Regions from separate parts of the Mus musculus genome. Here region 1 is linked to region 2. A link is a loop called in an ENCODE intact Hi-C map of the cell type or tissue named here. Cell type or tissue: gastrocnemius. All regions are shown on one strand. Links, peaks and the distances in the headings refer to the core of each region. The heading gives the core; the rest is flanking DNA.

What was found. A loop is a pair of places that touch in the nucleus more often than their neighbours do. Peaks named below come from ENCODE experiments on the same cell type or tissue, not always from the same donor. Only the 100,000 strongest peaks of a DNase experiment are listed, where the experiment ranks them.
Region 1: a loop joins it to region 2, with 17 times the contacts of the local background. A loop is called at or near these places in 1 of 42 quality-filtered maps.

What each region holds. Positions count from the first base shown.
Region 1 is chr12:84,189,948-84,200,165 of GRCm38, forward strand. All of the region lies in intron 1 of Mideas (mitotic deacetylase associated SANT domain protein), which reads right to left. Gm31513 reads left to right here and starts at 2,878. Exons shown (of 4, transcript XM_030247014.1): 1 at 2,878-5,247; 2 at 5,704-5,798; 3 at 6,355-6,465; 4 at 9,394-9,664. The coding sequence starts at 2,895. The coding sequence ends at 3,908. In gastrocnemius, for the core only: a CTCF peak has its summit at 4,089; DNase peaks (open chromatin) are centred at 3,153, 3,585 and 4,123; H3K4me3 peaks cover 4,209 bases; H3K27ac peaks cover 5,283 bases.
Region 2 is chr12:84,109,581-84,119,798 of GRCm38, forward strand. Dnal1 (dynein, axonemal, light chain 1) reads left to right here and starts at 4,748. Exons shown (of 8, transcript NM_028821.3): 1 at 4,748-4,819. The coding sequence starts at 4,817. It overlaps Acot6 (acyl-CoA thioesterase 6), which reads left to right. Exons shown (of 3, transcript NM_172580.1): 3 at 1-203. In gastrocnemius, for the core only: no CTCF peak of the experiment used is centred there; a DNase peak (open chromatin) is centred at 4,756; H3K4me3 peaks cover 1,338 bases; H3K27ac peaks cover 927 bases.

The DNA.
Region 1 (10,218 bases), core at 715-8,714, 80 kb after region 2:
TCCCCGGGAGCAGCAAATGGAAGGCCACCAGGAGCTGGGCTTGCGCCTAGTGAATAGATAGTCAGCATCTATTGCAAACCTACTATCAGCCCATCAATTTGCATGCACAATCTTGTTTCACCTTCACAGCAACTGTACCAAGTAACTATTCTCTCCATTTTACAGAGGAGAAAACCGAGGCTCAGGAAATCAAGCGACCCACGAGGCCACACTGCAATTGCAGAAGCAGAGTATGAACCCGGGTGCTCAGGGCTCATTCCCATGCACCCCGCCAGTCAGGCTGCCTTCAGTCACTGCCAGGCGACTGTCCACACACCATCCAGGAATGGCAGCCCAGTGTGGAGGCGGAAGTGGGTGTGGACCAGTTTTGCTTGATGGCTCTGGAATTTGAATTGATGTCCCCACCCCCACCCCTCACCCCGCGACTGTAACAGTTCCCAAGTGTGAGACTGTGAGACCTCATGTAAGCGTACAAGCAGTGGGGGTGGGAGAAGGGTGATCTGGTCTCCAACACAGAGGTTATGCTGTAATGCTTCTGATTCATAAAATGAGCTCACAGTCTCACTGTCCTGCATGCTGCTTCAAGTGCAAATACTAAGTGGATCCCCGTACTAAGAACTGAGGAGTTCAGCATTCCCAGCCCCAGCCCAAGGTGCAATTGCCTTTAGCCTCACGGAGCTGTGATATGCAGAAGCAATCTCCAGTGAAAAGCCACCGCTGGCTGCATTTCCTGCAGTCTGCAGTGAGTCGGGGGGGGGGGGGGGGGAGTATGTGCGCACGCACAAACACACACACACACACACACCTACCTGTCCCCGCACCAGGACACGTACATACACTCAAAGGAAGGGTGCTAACCTGTCCTAGCCAAAGAAAATGGCCGGTTTAGCGGATCTCCAGACTGGCGGTGCTAAAACTCATTCTGATGTCCCTGTGGGGTCGGGATGACAGAGACACAGGCTCCCAAAGGCCAAATGCAGAGGAGTGTTAAGGAGCAAGCTTTACCAACCAACACCAGGATCCTTGTGGCGGACCGACCCTCTATGAAACTTAATGATGCCGTGGGGTGGTCCCTATACGAGAGAAATGACTCAAGGCCAAATCTTTTTTTTTTTCCTTTTTGAGACAGAGCCCACCCAGGATGGCCTTGAATTCATGAGCTCAAGTAATCCTCCCACACCTGCCTCCCGAGCATCTGGGACTAAAGGGGCGTACCATTAATCTTGGCAAGCACATTTATTTGTTTGTTTATGGGTAGCTCACACTCATTCACCTAACTTATACTAACCCTTACCAGATGCCAGGCCCTGTGGAAAGAGCCCCAAGCTGACGCTAAAGCAGAGGCTATCCGTGTTTTGTGTAACTCAGTCAGAGTCCTCACAGCAACACTGTGCTTCCGATGCCATATGTGTATGCAGATAAAGTAGCGGTTCCATGTTCAGAGGGACATGTGAAGCAGGAGTAAAGACATAGCGGGAGCCTTCCAGCTTCCTCCGTCCTCACCCCCATCACCAGCGTCAGCAAGCTTTTCTCTGGCTGACATGATGGTATCAAAGCTAAAGATCTGTCTATGGTCCAGGCCCACAGGGGCCTAGCCAGGTGTATTCTCTATCTTCTGCCTACCCCTGTCTTTATCCAGAGGCCTTTCCCTGGGTTCTGCAGCCGTGGAAGGCCCTCAACTGCATCTAGTTACATGTTGCCCTCCCCCCCCCCCACTTCCATTTAGTAAAAGCAGCAGCCCAGGGTCAAACACCAGGGCTATTTTTAAAAAGCTCATGTTTAAAAGTTAAACTTTCATCCTTGGGGACACTCCGAGGAACCCTTTCTCCAATGGGGGAGTTGGGGTTCTACCTGGCTAGTGCTTGGAGCTGCCACAGTAGCAGCTGACCAGCTTCCCCAGAACAAGCTGTAAACCTGGGGGCATTCGCTGGGCTCATCACCCCTGGACCCCTTGGGAGTTACAGACCAGAAAAATCAGCCAGAGGCCAAGCCAATTAGAATGGAGACCGGGCCAGGGCTGTGCAATGAGATAATTTATCACAGTAATTGAATGTTTACACCCTGCAGAGCAGCAGGAAAGAGAGGCCCCATAAGATCTCAACCCAGGGTCTGTCTGTCCCTTTTGGTTCTGGAGTCATCCGACCACGCAGAAAGGGTGCATTTTTCTGATGCTATGGGTAGTACAAATATCATACTTTCTACCTTGGGCGGCTCTGGATTAAGACTGATGTTTCATCCTCTCAGCTGAGGCACCCAGGTTGGAGTCAGAGGTCAGAGATACCATTCCATCTTCACCAAATCCTCTTAGCCCTAAAACTCCAGGGTGAGGATAACCCAGGCCTCCAAGCCAGGCTCCCGGAGATGAAAGAGCCACCTTTCCCCTCCCCAGCCACAGCTGCCACCGGGATCTCCTACACACACGTGCCGCGGTGGCCTCAAAGACCAGTCACTGCACCCCTATCCTGCACAGAGGTCCGAAGTGGGGTGGTGGAAGCAGGAAGTGGCCATTGAAGTCGTAGCCAACAAAGTTTAAGACGAGGCAAGAAACTTCCCCTTTCATCTTTCCAGCCGCTCGGGTTAGAAGATGATTTGGGACACTCAGTGGCCTCCCTTTTGGGTAATAGAAGCCTCCTCCAGATCTGCCTTGGTTCCGAGGCTTGAAAGCCTCAAGTGCCCAAAGTTCCTCAGCTTCTCAAAGTCTTTAAGGCCTGGATGGAGGGTCGCAGCCGAGGTCCACATGCCCCTCATTGTGAGCGTATGGGGCGGGGAATGATTAACTCCATCGAGCCCGCCATATGCAGGGCCCAGACGAACCCGGGCTCTAAGCTCAGGGCCAGCAACATGGAACACAGCACCCGGCCAGGGAGGCGAGCCTGCGGGGGCGGGCGAGCCGGATGACAGGTCTGAGGTGCACCAGCAGCTCCCGGCGCGCGGGGCGAGGCGGCTCCACCACTGTCCTCCGGCCGGCGCGCGCTCAACCCTCCAGCTTAGGCCTCTCCAGCACTGGCCCCAATTCCCTGCCCCCATCCCCCGCCACAGTTCTGTCCCCGCAAAGTCCCCGCGCCGATCCAGCTCCCCGCACGCTGGAAGGAGAAGGTGTGCCCTCTCTTAAGTTCTCGCGGCTCGCGAGCCTATCGTCGCGCCTCCCCGGCCGGGCAAGCCAACGAGTCCCTGCGGTCACCACGTTTCTCGCGCGCGCGCAGGAACAGCAGCCGCGGTCCCCAGCCGCTGGTACCCGGGGCAGAGAGACTAGGGAGGGCTTCCCAGCCGGGGCCGCGCCTGGGTGGGCGGGCCGCGATCGAGCTGCGTGGCTGCACAAACACGACGGGACTGAGCTGCACACGCAGCTGCGGGCGCGCGGTTGCGGGCCGGGGGGAGGCGGGCTACGACGGCCCACGCACCCGCTCCTGCCGCCCCGCAGGCCGCAGAAGTTGGCCGCCGGAGGCCCAGCGTGTGCTGAGCTGCAGCCACCGCCTGCACGGTCGCCCGGGGTCCCTTCGCTGGCCGCCCCGCCTGCAGGCCTCGGCCGCCGGCCGAGCAACACTACTTACCCGGCTCCCGCTCGGCCTCCGGCCTCAGCAGTTGCCCCTTCCTTCCGCCGCGGGCCACCGCCTTTGGGTCGCCTCCGAAGAGCCCAGCCGCCTGCACGCACTCCCGGATTTTTTAAAAACAAACAGGCGCCGTCGCTTCCCCCGCGCTGTTCCCGGGGCTTCAGCCAAGCCCGCACCTCCCGAAGCCTGGAAGTTTGCTGGCAGGGCCCGAGCGGGACGTGCGTGCTGTCACCCGCTGCTCGCAACGCGGCAGCCTCGGCGCGCCCCGCGCCCTTACAGTCTGCCTGGAGAGCGCTCTCCCCTCCCTGCGTGTCACCCCCAGTCCTGCGATGCAGTGTCAGGATTGCACGGCTCTGACTCATCGGTTGAGCTCACAGCTTGAAAAAAAAAAGAGAGAGAGAGAGAGAGGGCGAGAGGCAAGACCGAAGGAGGAGGACTCGCTGGCGTGCTACAAAGGATTGCACAACTCGAGCCTGGGAGCTCCAAGCGCCCAGTGGCTGGCCGGCGCGCGCAGCACGGCGGCGGCGAGCAGGAACCAGCTCTACCACTTCATCAGCACAACTGTCTCGGGGCGGCCTCTCTGCCTGCAGGCTCCGCGCCGCCCACTTCCTGCGACCAAATAAGGCTGGGAGGCGTCTTTAAACCTCGGGGCGGCTGCCCGGGCTGGGGATTTCCAGCAGACCTTACCTCCACTTGCAAGGCTGTGGCCACCCTCCTCCCAACCCCCCCCCACCCCCACCCCCAGCCTAAGCCCCCATGGCTCTTCTGTAATCAACAGGCCACGCGGCTTGTTCCTTGCACATCAAGGTCAGGAGGAGACAGTGACGAAATGTTTGGAAACCCATCCAGCCTGCCAGGAAAGTGTGTGTGTGTGTGTGTGTGTGTGTGTGTGTGTGTGTGTGTGTGTGTGTGTGTGCGCGCGCCCCCGCCATGGCGAAGAGGACACAAGGCGCTTTCCTCTACAAAGAAAGCTGTGACTTTGGATGCAGTAAAACATGCATAATCCTCTCTGAGGCAGTTTACTAAGAGCCTTCCTGAGTTAGGATTTCTAGCCGCCACCCTGCCGGTAGGTTATAGAGAAACCAACCCCGTCTCTATAAAGGACTTACAGGAACATTACTTAGGAGATGAAACGTTCCCGGGTTGAATTCTCACAATCTAGGCCAAAGTTGGGCGACTTTGACTCAAGGTCTTCTTAAACCACCCTGACATAATTTTCAGGCTCTAGCCAGTGATGCCTCTTTTTTGCATTTTGGTGGATGATAGGAAACTAGAATTCTTCCAGAGCTGAGGGAAAGTCAGGTGTGTTTTGCTGTCTGTATGGTGTTGTTTCTTAAGATGAGTCAGAAAGCTTTCCTTTGAAGGAAAAACCACCGAGGAACACACTGAGTTCTGGCAGCCACTTTCCCTGGTGTCCAGTCCTAAGAGTCAGGTGCAGCCCTTCCTCTCAGAAGACCAAGGGCAGCAGACCCATCCTCACCCCTGAGATTGCAGAGCCTGAGTCTTCACCTCACCTAGGGAGTGGGTGACACAGACAACCTGCACAGAAACTCAAAGAACCAAGAGGCATGGCTCTCCCATCTTCACCCACCTCTTTGCTGGCTGCACCTCTGTGCACCTGGAAGGACTCCTCCCCAGAAGACAAGGGCTTATTCGTCGTGTTATGACAGGTCAGAGGATTGACTACAAAACACCAGTAAGTATGCCAGGGGACTAGACCAAATGACCTCTTAACAATCACTTCCAGTTTAAGATCCATAATTCTGTGACTGTGAAAAAAAATGGAGGAGCCTGGGAAACCCCTTTCTACAAAGAAAAGTCCAGGCTCCCCAGTTTAGCATCCACTATGACAAGTCTCCAAACACTTCCCCATACAGCGACTAAACAGCTGTGTGAGTGTATTTTAGCACTCATTCAACGGATGGGAGTGCAATTCGGAGATGTTGACTGCCTCACAGAAGGCCACAGGGTAACCCGATATCTCTGTCATCTCTCTTCTCATCCTCCAGTCTGGCAAAGAGTAGGCCGATGACCAGTTGAGGGACTCGGGTACTCAGGTACACACACAGTGCCTTAAGTACAGGCTGGCCTCTCAGTGCTCCTGGCAGAGGCTGGGTATAATTATAAGCCATTTTGGTTTTTCCATTTGCAGGTTTCTCCTTCCGTGTGACAGTTCGTCCATGTGAGGAAAGCAGAAGCATCCCACTTGGCCCCCACTGTCCACTGCTGCCATTCATTAAACCTGCCGTACGTACATACGATGACCTTGTTAAAGGCTCAGCCCCTGCAGTTAACCAGAGCCAGCCCAGGGAGAGCCCCTAAAGAAAATACAAACTGGCCCTGGGACATCTCAAAATATGACCTAGTGAGGGGCACGGTCCTAGAAGAGTCTGCCACCACAGAGCCAGAGGCCAGCCTCACAGGAACAAATGAGAGCCATTATTACTCTACAGAGAACTGCTGAGCCTGGTTTCAGAGGGCTTCCTCCACACAGGCTGCTGGGCCTATCCCAAAGCAGCAAGGGGGAGGAGAGGCAGGGGCAAGATGTACAAGAAAGAACAGTCGGGGGTGGGGGTGGAGTGGGGGACACAACAAGGACAACACGTGGGAGCAGGAGGGGAGACTGGACTCTGCCTACCTTGAACAGCAGCATACTTCTTCACTCAACAAAGTTTCTAAACTTGGGCCACCTGAGAAAGGAGGAGAAGGGCTGTCCTGACGGTGGTAGAAGTCTCCCTCTCAATAAGTAAATGGGGTGGTATGAGGGAAGCCATGGCCTTTCTGGGAAAGCCCTGGGGGTCAGTCTTTCTGCAGGTATGGCGGAGCAGAATCACTGACTTGTGAAAGCTCTCCAGGCCCTTCCTACAAGCCTCTGGGACAACCAAGACGGTGGCCTTTCAGAGCTGGGATTGAGGTGAGCTGGGGGAGTGGGGAGGATCACACATGGAATGCCATTTTTCCCCTACCACCCCACTTCTTCACAAACCACAGGGAAGAGAGGAAGGCGAGGCTAAGAGACACTCTAGTTAGCATAAAGCGCCGAGGACCGGACTCCACGCTGAGTCCATCGGAGGCAGAGTGTAGCCTCACAGAGGTTTCCTGCGCTGCTGCCATCTTGCTGAGACAGCTTAGACAGCTCGGGATGGCCACCCCCTAGGTCCAACCCATTACACACTTCAGGGACTGGTGGGGAGAGTGTAGAGGGGTGGCTCAACAATTCAGAACACTAGTTGTTCTTGCAGAGGACCCAGCTTCCTTTCCCGGCATCCACATGGTGGCTCACAACCATCCGTGATTCCAGCTCCAGAAAATCTGACACCCTCTTCTGACCTCCACAGACAGCAGACACATATCTGGTGCACAGACATCCATGCAGGCAAAAACGTTCATGCAATTAAATAATCTTTAAAAACTCTTCCAAAGTTGAATTGTATGGTGAGTGAGTAAATCACAGTAAATTTTATGAAGACGGGCAAGAGGCTTCCCAGAAGCCAGGGGCTTACTGCCCATCCTCCTCCACTACGTTTCTGTCGTCACTGTGCACTACAGGGTAGCGTTATAGGGCTGGGATGTTGCTCAGTGCGTGAGACCTTGCATGTGGTTGCTAGGGGAGGAAGAGAGGGATATGTGGAGAAGGAGACAGTAATAGCAGACACTCTAATCCCAGAACTCACAAGGCCAAGACAGGAAAATCAAGTTTGGAGGTATATTGGGCTACATACTAATACTATTTTGTGTGTGTGTGTGTGTGTGTGTGTGTGTGTGTGTGTGTGTGTGTGTGTGAGTGTGTGCATGTGTGTGTGTGTGTGTGTGAGAGAGAGAGAGAGTTTTCTTCTCTCTAGTCCCCAAGTTTGCATGCCTGCTCTTTTTCCATCCCTTTCCTTACTCAGTACAGGCGAAGTGTTAACATTCACTGGGCAAACAGACACTATTGAGGGCTCCTTATGTCCACAATGCCAGGTTCCCTATGTCCCACTGTTATCTCCCTTTGCAAAATAAAGATGCTATCTTTAGGACCTCCTTGCCTAGAGTTAGACGAGTAGAGAAAGTTGTGGAAAAGATAGGAAACCAGGACTGAATCTGGATTCTGTCTGAAATAAACGAACGTGCTGCGCAACCTCGGGACCATTGTCAAGCTCCCCTCAGTTGGATTTTCTGGGTTGGTTTGGTTGGTTTGGTCTTTTTGCCTATAACAAATCCACCATATTCGGTTTTTCTGGGTTTACAACTGTTATTTCTCTGCATTTATTCCACCCCACTTCTTCCTTTCAAGAACTTAATTCCAGGAAAGATCCTTACACACACTCCCACCTAAAAAAGGCCCCAGGATAAGCCTCTGCGGGGCTCCGCCAGAGAGACTACTTCCAACATCAATTTGATGTCTTATCTGGGGGGGGGGGGGGGGAGTGTCCTTCCAAGGCTGCCCCCACTCCATGCCTTTTGTATCCTTTCCACCATGCTATGGTCTTGAGTTGATTAAGGTCACCCCTCTGATGGCTGTGTCTTCTCCCTCGGCCTTACCAGGTCCTTCCTGACAGAGTGGAGAGCTTAAAGCCACCCAGTCACGAAGTTAAGCTGAGAATCTCAGCTCCTGCATTCGATCTCTTTTACCCCTGACAAGCAGGGAGCCTCCTCTTTGCTTCAGTTACTTCACCTGTTCCAGGGAATGCCTGCCACCCCAGCCCCCAGCTGTCTGCATCCCTGGGTACTTCCCTCCTGCCCCTCCTCTACAGGCCTAGCCAGGTTCCTAGTGCCTTTGTGGGGACTGAAAGGGAGCTTCTATAGATGTCCCCAGTTGCTCCTGTCACTCTGGGAGAGAGACATCTGGCTGGCCGCAGGGAGAAGAACAAAACAGGTGTGGCTGCCAGGGAGGGCTGACCAGCAGGGCCAAGGGACAGAGACACCCTTTCTTCAAGAGACAAGAACTGCCAGCTTTCTGGGTGGCTCACTTTAGCATAGTCCCCGGGCCACTGTAGAACCAGCCCTGGAGAAACGCCTGCCGCTGGCGGCTAGAACTCAATCTCCCTACATCATCTCAGTGAGCCAAGAAGAAAGGGATCCCCAGAGATCCAAAGTGCGCAACGGAGCAAGCTTTAAAATAAAAACTAATATTGATAAGTCATGGGCTGAAATCCAAAATTCAGTGCTCAGGTCTAATTCCAAATCCTGCCTTACACTAGCCTTATTTGAACAGGTTAAACATTCTATTTGCTCCTCTGCAAAGTAAAGAAGAGAGAGTTTTAAATGGCTGGCCCACACCAGGTCCTTGCTTTGAGGTGACTGTCCTCTCCTCACCTCCTAACTAGTCTCTTTGCTTCTGGCCGTACACGCTGTACGATCCACAAACCGTTATAGAGTGCTGAGTTCTTGGTAGTTTCTATCACCTACTGCAGAAAGCTGGCGCCGTGAACTAGACTGGTTAGCACACTCACATTCCTGGGACCATCCAACGTCCCAGCCTGTCCCCACCCAACACAGACAGGCAACCTGAGGTTCCCCAAGATGTCTCCACCTCGCTCCTGCTTCCCCTCTTCTCCTCAGCTGCAGGTCACGCATGCGCAGGTCTCCCAGCAGACTACGGTTTCTAGCACGTCCAGGATGCCTTCTTTCACTCCTCCAAGCCAGGGAAGCTCATGCAGACACAGGGTTAGAGTTCTCTCTCCCGGGATTGTTTCACCAGGCTGGCAACTGCATTGCTGGCTAAAAGGTCGCTGCTGCCCCCACCAGAGGAGCCTCTGGTGGGACTGACTGGGGTGTAGCTGTCTGTGTTGCAGGGCTGCCTGTGGGCTGCAACTGCAACATCTAGCCCTTGCTTAACTGTCATTTCCCTCTCTCTTAACAGCACTTCCTCGGAAGAGCGCGGGTACCCAAACCCCTTCTCAGTCTCCAGTCCTACACTGGTCCTTTATTCCATCATCGTCCTACCGTTTTTCTGACCTTCCCTGGGTCAGAGCATCGTGGGCCAGATCAGAGCTCCTCCAAGGCACAGCTTAGACCTTGGTAACCCTGATACCTACACAGTACCTGCACTTGGTGCATACAAGTGAATAATTTTGGTGAGAACTTTAATAAAACCGTATATATATAAAAAATAAATCGTAATTTAATGGCTACTTTCACCACTCTTCTATCTTAGCACCTCTGAAATCAAGGTGTTTGTGACCACAGATTCCATTGTGTTTGTTTGTTACTGTTTGGTTTGGTTGGGTTTTGGATTTTGATTTCTATGAGTAAGAGAGGGTCTTACTATGTTGCCCGGTCTGGATTCAAACTCCCGGGTTCAATCCATCCTCTTAATTCACCTTCAATACTGAGCCTATAGACCTGTATGTATGATTTAATTACCAGACTTTTCTCCTTTTAAGTTTTTTATTTTAGCCTGGTGGTGGCGGTGCATGCCTTTGATCCCTGCACTCAGGAGGAAGAGGCAGGAGGATCTCTGTGAGTGGAGACCAGACTACAGATTGAGTTCCAGGATAGCTAGGGCTACATACAGATACCCTGTCTCAGGAAACCAAATAACAAACACACACAACTCGTGTGCACATACACACACACACACACACACACACACACACACACACACACACACACGTATGTCCGCTGGCAGAGTCCAGAAAGGGGCAGGGAACCTTCTGACTCTGGAGTTACAGGTGGTGCGAGTCAG
Region 2 (10,218 bases), core at 902-8,901:
TCTTCTGGGTTTTCGGAATACTAAGGAAGTTTGGGTTTTTTGGGGGGGAGGGCAGGGGTGGTGGGGACCCAGATTAGGTCTCACATTCACAATGTAGACAAGGAAGAACTTCTAATCCTCCAGCTTCCACCATGCGTGTGCTGATATTGTAGTTCTACACGGTCATGCCTAGTGCTATGCCTTGCCAAGGACAAAACCCAGAGTTTTCATAGGATGAACATCAAGGGACTAAGGGTTAATCTATGACAGGCTACAAACTGGCAATTTGGGAGACTAGGCCTAAGTTTCTGTTTCTCAGAAATGAGAACCCAGAACCTGTGGTCATCCAACCACGGCGTCAGGCATTCTATCCAAGAACACCTTGTCATCTGGCCTGAAGTTAAAATAGATAGCTAAGATAAATGAACAACCCTTCAGTGAGGTCTCCAGAGCCTAACCAATTATAAAATTAGTTAGACCCCTATTGATAGAACTAACCAATCAAGATAAAGGGCACATCCCCCTCCTTCAAATTCCCCAGACAATAAAAGCTGGGCCTTTAAGCCCACTAGAGGTCTCCACTCCCAAATGGGGAGACAGCTCCATATTATTATTATTATTCAGCTAAATAAATGCTCTTTGCTTTGACATACTATTTAAATCTGAGATATCATTCTCTGGTGAGTCTTATACCCTAACAGGCATGCATCCAGCCAGCAAAGCTGCATCCCCAGCTCCCTACGAAGCTCATAGGAAGCTCAGCCTCCTTGTAAGGCTCCCACTGGACTCTGGGCCTTTGCAATGACTCTCCTCTCAGTGCTGGGGTTTCTCTCTCCTCTGAAGTTCAGCTAATGGATCTGTTTAACTCTGTAAGACCAACTTTAACCTTAAGTAAAAGAATATAAGAAGTATTTATGCAACTCCCAGTTACTGGACTGTCTTTTATTCTGCTTGTGAGGGAACCCACCTGCCGAAGACATACAACAAATAGATTCTCTCTCGGTTTTTTGTTTTGTTTTGTTTTTTGGGTTTTTTTTTGTTTGTTTTTGTTTTTAGCAGTTTTTAACATGCCTGAAATTTGCTCAAGACTTCACCCTGACCCCCAAGATACTTATCAATATAGTTACCGTCTTGTCTGAATTACCGATCACTGTGTGATATTTTCCTGTCTGGGAAAAAGGTTTTGATGTCAAGATGACTATGACTATGAAATGTGAGCCAGAGCCTATGGCTTTGGGCACAGTTCTACCCACGGAGTCACTTTCTCCTATCCCTGTCTGCTCTTATTACAACCGAGAAGACTAGTTGCTTCCCCTAGTTGTAGTGAAGCGTTATCTAGTCCTGAGATTCCAGAGTAGAGGATCATCCCTGAGCACAAGAAAGTCTTCCAAGACTTCAGGTCAAACCCCATGGTTTCCTGGCTGTACACAGAACCTTTCGCCAAGCCAGTAGCTTTCACTTCTCTTTTCTCTGAGCGGTAGGCTAAGAACTCTTGCATCTTGCATGCTGTCCCACTGTTAAACATAAACATGACCATCCAAGCCTTGTTGTTGCTTATATAGCCAGACAAACTTGTAACCTCATGATCTGAGCTTTCATGATAAAGCCTTGAACCCAACTACAGTCAAATTCTCTGAGCTCTGGTCTTCTAGCCATTCCTCAAACATGGGCTGAGTGAATAAATCTGTGCGTTATAATTTGGGTTCATTGTGGCTGCTGTTTTCACTGTTGGTTTGTTTCTCCTTAAACAAGGCCTATTTGTTTTGAAAATAAAATGTGTTTTGGACAAACTTGATTTATTGCTGCTGTTGTTGTTGTTGGCATTTACTCTAGGCTCTGCCCCACAGTTACCTGGCAACAGCCAGGTATGCCTGACTCACTTTAAAGGGAGCTGCTTGCCCCCTCTTCTTTCTCTTGCTCCCGCTTCTTGCCCCCTCTCACCATTCCCCTCTCACCTCTCTCCTAGACTCATGGCCAGCCTCCTCTATTCTCCCCCCTCCTCTCCCCATGCCCTGAATAAACTATTCTATACTATATGGTCCTGTGCTGGTACCTCAGAGGAGGTGGGGATGCCTCAGCATGCGCCCCCCCCCAGAGGCAGCCCCCACCTATATTCAACAATAGGAATTTATTTTCTGACAGTCTGGAACCTTCAGTTCAAGCCCAAGGTGCAGGCTGGGGGGTCTCCGATGGCCTTTTGTATTTTCCTGATGGTCCTTCTGGTGTCTTTTACTCTTTTTTTTTTCCATTTTTTATTAGGTATTTCGCTCATTTACATTTGCAATGCTATACCAAAAGTCCCCCATAGCCACCCACCCCCTCTCCCCTACCCACCCACTCCCCTTTTATGGCCCTGGCGTTCCCCTGTACTGGGGCATATAAAGTTTGCGTGTCCAATGGGCCTCTCTTTCCAGTGATGGCCGACTAGGCCATCTTTTGATGCATATGCAGCTAGAGTCAAGAGCTCCGGGGTACTGGTTAGTTCATAATGTTGTTCCACCTATAGGGTTGCAGATCCCTTTAGCTTCTTTGGTACTTTCTCTAGCTCCTTCATTGGGGACCATGTGATCCATCCAATAGCCGACTGTGAGCATCCACTTCTATGTTTGCTAGGCCCAGGCATACTCTGACAAGAGACAGCTATATCAGGGTCCTTTCAGCATAATCTTGCTAGTGTATGCAATGGTGTCAGCATTTGGAAGCTGATTATGGGATGGATCCCCGGATATGCTAGTGTCTACATGGTCCATCCTTTTATCTCAGCTCCAAACTTTGTCTCTGTAACTCCTTCCAAGGGTGTTTTGTTCCCACTTCTAAGGAGGGGCATAGTGTTCACACTTCAGTCTTCATTTTTCTTGAGTTTCATGTGTTTAGGAAATTGTATCTTATATCTTGGGTATCTTAGGTTTTGGGCTAATATCCACTTATCAGTGAGTACATATTGTGTGAGTTCCTTTGTGAATGTGTTACCTCACTCAGGATGATGCCCTCCAGGTCCATCCATTTGGCTAGGAATTTCATAAATTCATTCTTTTTAATAGCTGAGTAGTACTCCATTGTGTAGATGTACCACATTTTCTGTATCCATTCCTCTGTTGAGGGGCATCTGGGTTCCTTCCAGCTTCTGGCTATTATAAATAAGGCTGCTATGAACATAGTGGAGCATGTAAGGGCATGAGTGGTGGATTATGGCCCTCCTTAACCTTAAAGGCCCTGTTTCTAGATACTATGACAGTCACATTAAGAGTTCAGCATATGAATTTTGAGGAGACACAATTCCGTGGTTAACAATCATCATACCTCCCTAATACCGCTTTAAATGTGTGTTTGCACCCTTTCATGTGTACTGTATAGATTTTAAAGAGGGTCCCATCAACTATTTTGCTTGGCAACTTGAATTTCTACTTAAAATACCAATACCTTTTGGTTGGGTAATAGCCTCAGGTCATGAGGCTGTACTGGAAAATAGCCCTTGACCATAAAGAATGTCTTAGCCCCAGCCTGACCTTTCAGATTCACTTGCAGAAACAGTAAGTCCTGGTATAGAAAACACAGCACACGCCCTGCTCCCAGTATAATGGCCAAAAAAAAAAAAAGCTGTAACTTCCTGGTGGCTACCTATATTCTACACATGTCCTTTAATTGAGCTCAACCTTCATCCCAGGCAGAAGTTGGGGTCCTTTTTGGATCCCAAAAAGCATTCTTACCCTGTTGAGATCAAGTCTGTTTACTTCTCTGCCTCGTTTTTTTTTTCTTACACTTTTCATGTGAATAAATGTATTTCTACAATATTTTAATAGAACCACTATTCCATTTGTATGCTTAGTATTACTAACCAATTCTCTTTTGTTGACATTTGTGTTTTCTTTTTCCTATAAAAGCTTTAAACGTGTGTGCTGAGGGAGGCTCCATATGTACTTCATATGTTGACTGTTCCTCGGGATGAAGGCTGAGAACTTCTGGCTTGGTCACAAAGATGCAGAAGTTTTAACTGTTCTTAAATTCGTATCGCCAACAGCCTTCCAAGACAGACCATCAATTGCTCAAAGCAGTTTATTTGTGAAGCTCTATTCTCCATGTCCCTAGCAACTCTATTTAAAAACATACATCTAATACACACACACACACACACACACACACACACACACACACACACACACAACACTCCGGAGGCAGAGACATCCAGAGTTCCAGGACAGCCAGGGCTACATAGGAAACCTCGTCTTAGAAAAAAACAAACAAACAAAAAAATGTGACTGGTTTTTTTTTTTTTTTTTTTTTTTTTTTAATCTGACTTCTTAGGGAAGGAAAAAAATATCTTGGTTGCAAAATAATCAACACTTTGTAATACTTTAAGCGTGTTTCGGGCACCTGAGTTCTCCTTGGAGGCTCTAGAATAAGGAAATGAGAAGTTCCTAGTTTAATTCTGGATATACTGAGCAAGACCGTCTGCCTAAATTACCTTTCTCGTCATTTTTCCAGGGAAGGACTTTTTAAAAAAGTTCTTTTATATCAGAAATGCAAATGTTATCAGGAGGTCTGAAAGTTGCGAGTTTAAGGCAATATTGGCTTTGGGAAAGTACATCAACTACTTGCGTGGGTAGTTGAGGGCTCATCTTCACCTCTGCACCAGCTCAGCAGAGAGGTTGGAGGACCGGGGGGGGGGGGGGGGGGGGGGGGGGCGCCAGCCGTCCCACAATGCTCCGCTAGCGCCACCCAAAAGGCGGAGAGAAAGGACCGCTGCCAGTGCAGGCAAGAGGATTGCTCCAGAGGCGCGCCTGCGCACTGACCCCGGCGGGCCCTAGCAACCAGAGCAGTGACGGTAGCAACCGCCGGAATGGTGAGTACCCTCCAGGCCTCGCAGCCAAACCCGAAAGGAGATTAAGAGTGGAAAAAGGGGTTGCTGTGGGGTGCGGAGGGTGGTGGGGTCCTGGCACCGCGGGTAGGGGGAGGAAGGCAATGCTGGCTTCCCAGAGCCGCAGGCCCAAGGCCGGAGCTGCCGGGGCGGGGGCGGGGGGTGGTCTGCGGAGAGGGAGGCCGGAGGCTGACAGGAAGTTAGGTTAAAGCTGGAGGGACTCTGACAGAAGACAAGGCAAGACAGCTGGGAATTCTCGGGAGAGTGGATTGGAAGGGGAAAGGTGATAGGATGGGCGCTGTGATAAAGAGATCTCTTTGTATAACCGTGATTTTAACTCTCCTCCCCCTCTGGTGGGATGGAGGGGTCGGGGCTGGTTACAGAGATCTCCAGCTGCAGCCGAGTTAGCTGTGCCCAGTTGTCCTCGGAGAGAAAGTGAGTCCTGCTCTTAGGAGACCCTGTTCAAACTCTCTCTCTGATGGATTTATCAGGCCAGTGTCCCTCCAGTTCCAACATGACTAAATATGAGCTTCATTGGATTGCAGATTTTTTGTTGTTGTTGTTGTTGTTTATAATACGACAGGGGGTTCCGGAATGTGTGGTTTCAACCATGCACCCCAAATAACTCTGAAATTGGGGAGCATCTCGCCACACTTTGAGAAACGCTGCTGGCTTAGGTTTGTTGTCTACCAGCAAGCAGTCTTCACAGAGTTGTCATGAAACAACAGTTTTAACTAATGATGCTTGTCGCCATGGAAAACGTACCTCTTTTGCTTACATACTTGATATTTCAAGCTATACGTTTGAACACGATTTCAGATCCAACCCAGCCAGAATTATTTAGCGAAGTATAAGGTTGACTTGCTGACTGGAGATGTTGAATATTTGGGGTCACTTGTTGAGTGGTTTGCCTAGCATGCATGGAGCTATAGATTCAATCCCGAGCACCACGTATGTATCTAGCAGAGTGGTACATACCTTCTTATCCCAAGTACTCAGAAGGTGGAGGCAGGAGGATCCGAAGTTCAAGGTCATTCTCTGTGTGAGATGAATAAGACACTGTCTCAGGGTGTGTGTTTGGGAGGGGGATAGGCGTGTAACTCAGTACTGAAACTAGTAAAGCACTTTGCTAGCATGTAGGAGACCCTAGATTGGATTGACAACAATGCACAAGAAAAGAAAATCAGAAACAAAAAACTGTGTAATTAGTAATTATGAGAGTGTGTGCCTCTGTGTGTGTGTGTGAGTGTGTGTGTGTGTGTGTGTGTGTGTGTGTGTGTGTGTTTCCAGTGCTATATCAATGCACAGAAATTAAGCCTAAGGTGTTAGGATAATGAAGAAGTCATGTTCCCTCATACTGACTGCATAATGGTAGTCTGGTTCCTTCAGAAATACAGGTCCACGTATTACTTGAATATTTTTTTTTAAAGTATGGGCCACCATACCTGGCCATTTATTTTTAGACTTGTTATTCCACTATGTGTACGGGAACCTGTGGAGTCCCTCTCCTCCTGGAGCTGGAGTTACAGGAGGTTGTGAGTCAGCCAGGGTAGGTGCTGGGAATTGAACTCTGGTCCTCTGCAATATAGCCATAAGTAGTCTCAACTGCTGAGGTGTATCCAGCCCCTGGATTTTTTTTTTTTTTGAAAAAGTAGCTTCCAAAGTCTTGTTTATGATAGTTTCCTAGAAAAAAAAAAAGGTGTTTTAGATTCAAACTGCAGTTTCTGAGTCTGGAGACATGACTAAGAGAAGAAAATAAAGGCATTTGGCTGCCAAGTCTGATGGCCTGAGTTTGATCCCTGGGTCCCACGTAGATAATTGATGGCATCTTTCATTTTCTGTTTTTGAAGACAGGGTCTCTCTGTGTAGCTTAAGCTTGCATTGAATTTGTTATGAATCCTTTGCCAGCCTAAGATCCTACGATCACAGGCATATGATACCATGCTTGGCAACTCTTCTTTCTTTAAGATTTATTTATTTATTTTTATGTATATGAGTACACTGTAGCTGTACAGATGGTTGTGAGCCATCATGTGGTTGCTGGGAATTGAACTCAGGACCTCTGCTCTCTCCAGCTCCGCCAGCTCAGGCCCAAAGATTCATTCACTATTACATATAAGTACACTGTAGCTGTCTTCAGACACACAAGAAGAGGGCATCAGATCTCATTACAAATGGTTGTGAGCTACCATGTGGTTGCTGGGATTTGAACTCAGGACCTTCAGAAGAGCAATCAGTGCTCTTAACCGCTGAGCCATCTCTCTGCAACTCTTCTTTCTTAATGGTGTATGAAGTAAGGGTGTTATTTAATTAATGGAGGTTTTATATTTGAAGAAATGGAGTGGTAGGATACCTTTTTTGCCCCCTGCAGATTCCACCAGCTAGAAATTATCTGGAGCTGAGGAGAATTAAATTCTTTGCATGACCTCTGATCTTACCTAGCCAGCTCTACCCACTCATGATGGCCTCTTGCTCCTTTAGGAATTTTTGGCTCCTATCTGAAAGAGGAACCAGTATCTCACAGCAATTTATATTGTAAGAAATAGGTAGATTGCAGCCGGGCGTGGTGCCGCACGCCTTTAATCCCAGCACTCAGGAGGCAGAGGCAGGCAGATTTCTGAGTTTGAGGCCAGCCTGGCCTACAAAGTGAGTTCCAGGGCAGCCAGGGCTACACAGAGAAACTCTGTCTCAAAAAACAAAACAAACAAACAAACAAAAACAAAAAGAAAGAGAAAGAAAGAAAGAAAGAAAGGAAGGAAGGAAGGAAGGAAGAAAGGAAGAAAGGAAGGTAGGTAGGTTCTAATGCTGTTCCCGCAATGTTGTGAAAGTGGTTTTTTTTTGTTTTGGTTTGGTTTGGTTTGGTTTTTCGAGACAGGGTTTCTCTGTGCAGTCCTGGCAGTCCTGGAACTCACTCTGTAGACCAGGCTGGCCTTGAACTCAGAAATCCACCTGCCTCTGCCTCCCAAGTGCTGGGATTAAAGGCATTCGCCACCACTGCCCGGCTGAAAGTGTTCTTTTATGTGGTCCTTTTTTATGGGCCCAAGCAAGGATTTCCCTGGGAAGGAGTGTTTAGTCAAAGGGCTATGTGTACGTCATTTTCCTTTTTTGGGATGTGTAGAACAGTTTCCAATTCCTCCACCATTGCCTAGGAGTTCCCATTTCTCTATATTCTTGCCAACTTTTGCTAATCTGAAGATGTATATATATGCATGTATATATGAAATTCTATTGTTTTACTCTTAAGTTTTCTGATTTTCAGTGAATACAAACACTTGATAATCTGATTAGTTCCCGGGGGTTGGCGGTCTATGAATTGTTAATTTATAGTTTTGCTAATTTAAATTTTTTGTTGTTGTTGTTTGTGAATTTTAGTAACTTCTTGTATATTTCACATGCCGTCATGGTCTTATATTGGTTTCAAGCGGAAACTGTCTTGTCCCGATTTTGTTGTTAGCTTTGTCAGTGTGCGGTCCACTTACTGAACCATTTGTACTCACAGACATTGAGCATCATCTGCACTCGGTGATGGTTTAATCTCCTCCTTTTGATCATTCCAGTTTGTACTGCTTTTATTACAACATTGACAAAGAACCCTTGTGTTAAACTAGCAGCAATAATGGACATCCTTGATGTGTTTGGGATCTTAAAGAAAATCATTGTAATGTGGTCCCAGTCGTTCATATTGTTCTCTCCACATACATGCATATAACCCAATGCCATTAATTACCTTAACTTTCTAACATATTATTTATTTTACTTAGTACTTATTTTGTTTATATTTACTTATCTTTGTATATGTTATATTTACTTACTTTATGTATGAATATGGTATATGTATGGTATGTATGATATAGATAAGGTTTATACATATGCATGTGCATATTTTATACACACACATATATACAACTACTTCCTTGAATAGATTTAAATTTAAGTTCTAGGAAGGCAGGAATCTGTTTCGTTCATTGATATGTCAAAGTCAAATAGAAAGCCAGACATGATTGTGCACACCTGTCATCTCAGAACTCAGAGAAAAAAACCAACAACAACATAGAAGAGTGCTAGTCACAAAATAGACATGCAGTGCACAGTTGTGGAACTAACTGAGTTCCCTGAGGCATGGTATTTGTTTCAGTTTTGTAACTCTCACCTGACAGCTTTTATTGTGCAGTGTAGAATGTGTATGTTTTCCTACACTTACTGAAGTAAATGTGATTCCCTCCATCCATTAATTAATGATCGACTCTTAGAGATTGGTCTGTTTTGCTTGTGTTGTTAAGGTAAACTAACTTTCTTTCTTCCTTCCTTTCTTTCTTCCTTCCTTCCTTCCTTCCTTCCTTCCTTCCTTCCTTCCTTCCTTCCTTCCTTTCTTTCTTTCTTTCTTTCTTTCTTTCTTTCTCTCTCTCTCTCTTTCTCTCTTTCTTTCTTTCCTTCCTTCTTTCCTTCTTTCCTTCTGTCTGTTCTCCTTTCTTCTTTTTTGAGGCACAGTTTCTCTGTGTAGCCCTGGCTGTCCTGGAACTCACTCTGTATACCAGGCTGGCCTCGAACTCACAGAGACCTTCCTGCCTCTGCCTCCTGAGTACTGAGAGTAAAGGCATGTGCCACCACTATCTGGCCAAGATAAACTATTTGATCATTGTCATTTAATGGTCACTACACATCGTCATTGGCTTTGAAGATTCTGATGATGTCTCTGGAATCTAATAGAATCAAATCTGTATTGAAAAATCAAGAGGGCTCTGTGCTGTGGCTGTAACAGTTTACGGTCTCCTCACAAATGTGCAGCTTCCCCACATTTCCTGGTTTTGAAACAACTTGTGTAACAAATAATATTTGTTCTCAAAAAGTTATTAGGATTCACTTGTAAACTGTGTAGGCTTGGAACTTTGGGGGAAGAGAACAGACTAAGTCTCTGATTCCATTTGAATGCTTTAAATATTACAGTCTGTTCCAAGTTTTTAATAATTGGGGCTATTTTTTCCAGGAATACATATGTTGTTTATGTCTCAAAACAATTGCTGTATTTTGCTTCTAAATATTTTATTTCTAGAATCTCTGAAATATGTAGTTATTAATATTTCTCATATTCTTTATTTATTTATTTATTTATTTGGTTTTTCAAGACAGGGTTTCTCTGTATAGCCCTGGCTATCCTGGAACTCACTCTGTAGACCAGGCTGGCCTCAAACTCAGAAATCTGCCTGCCTCTGCCTCCCGAGTGCTAGGATTCTAGGATTAAAGGCGTACGCCACCACTGCCTGGCATATTCTTTATTTTTAATTTACATGTCTTTCATTTTTGCTCAGTCAAGCTTGCAGGAGATATAAGAACCTCCTTTTAGTGTTTTTAATCTTTTCTGGCTTGACTTCTTCCTTTTTTTTTTT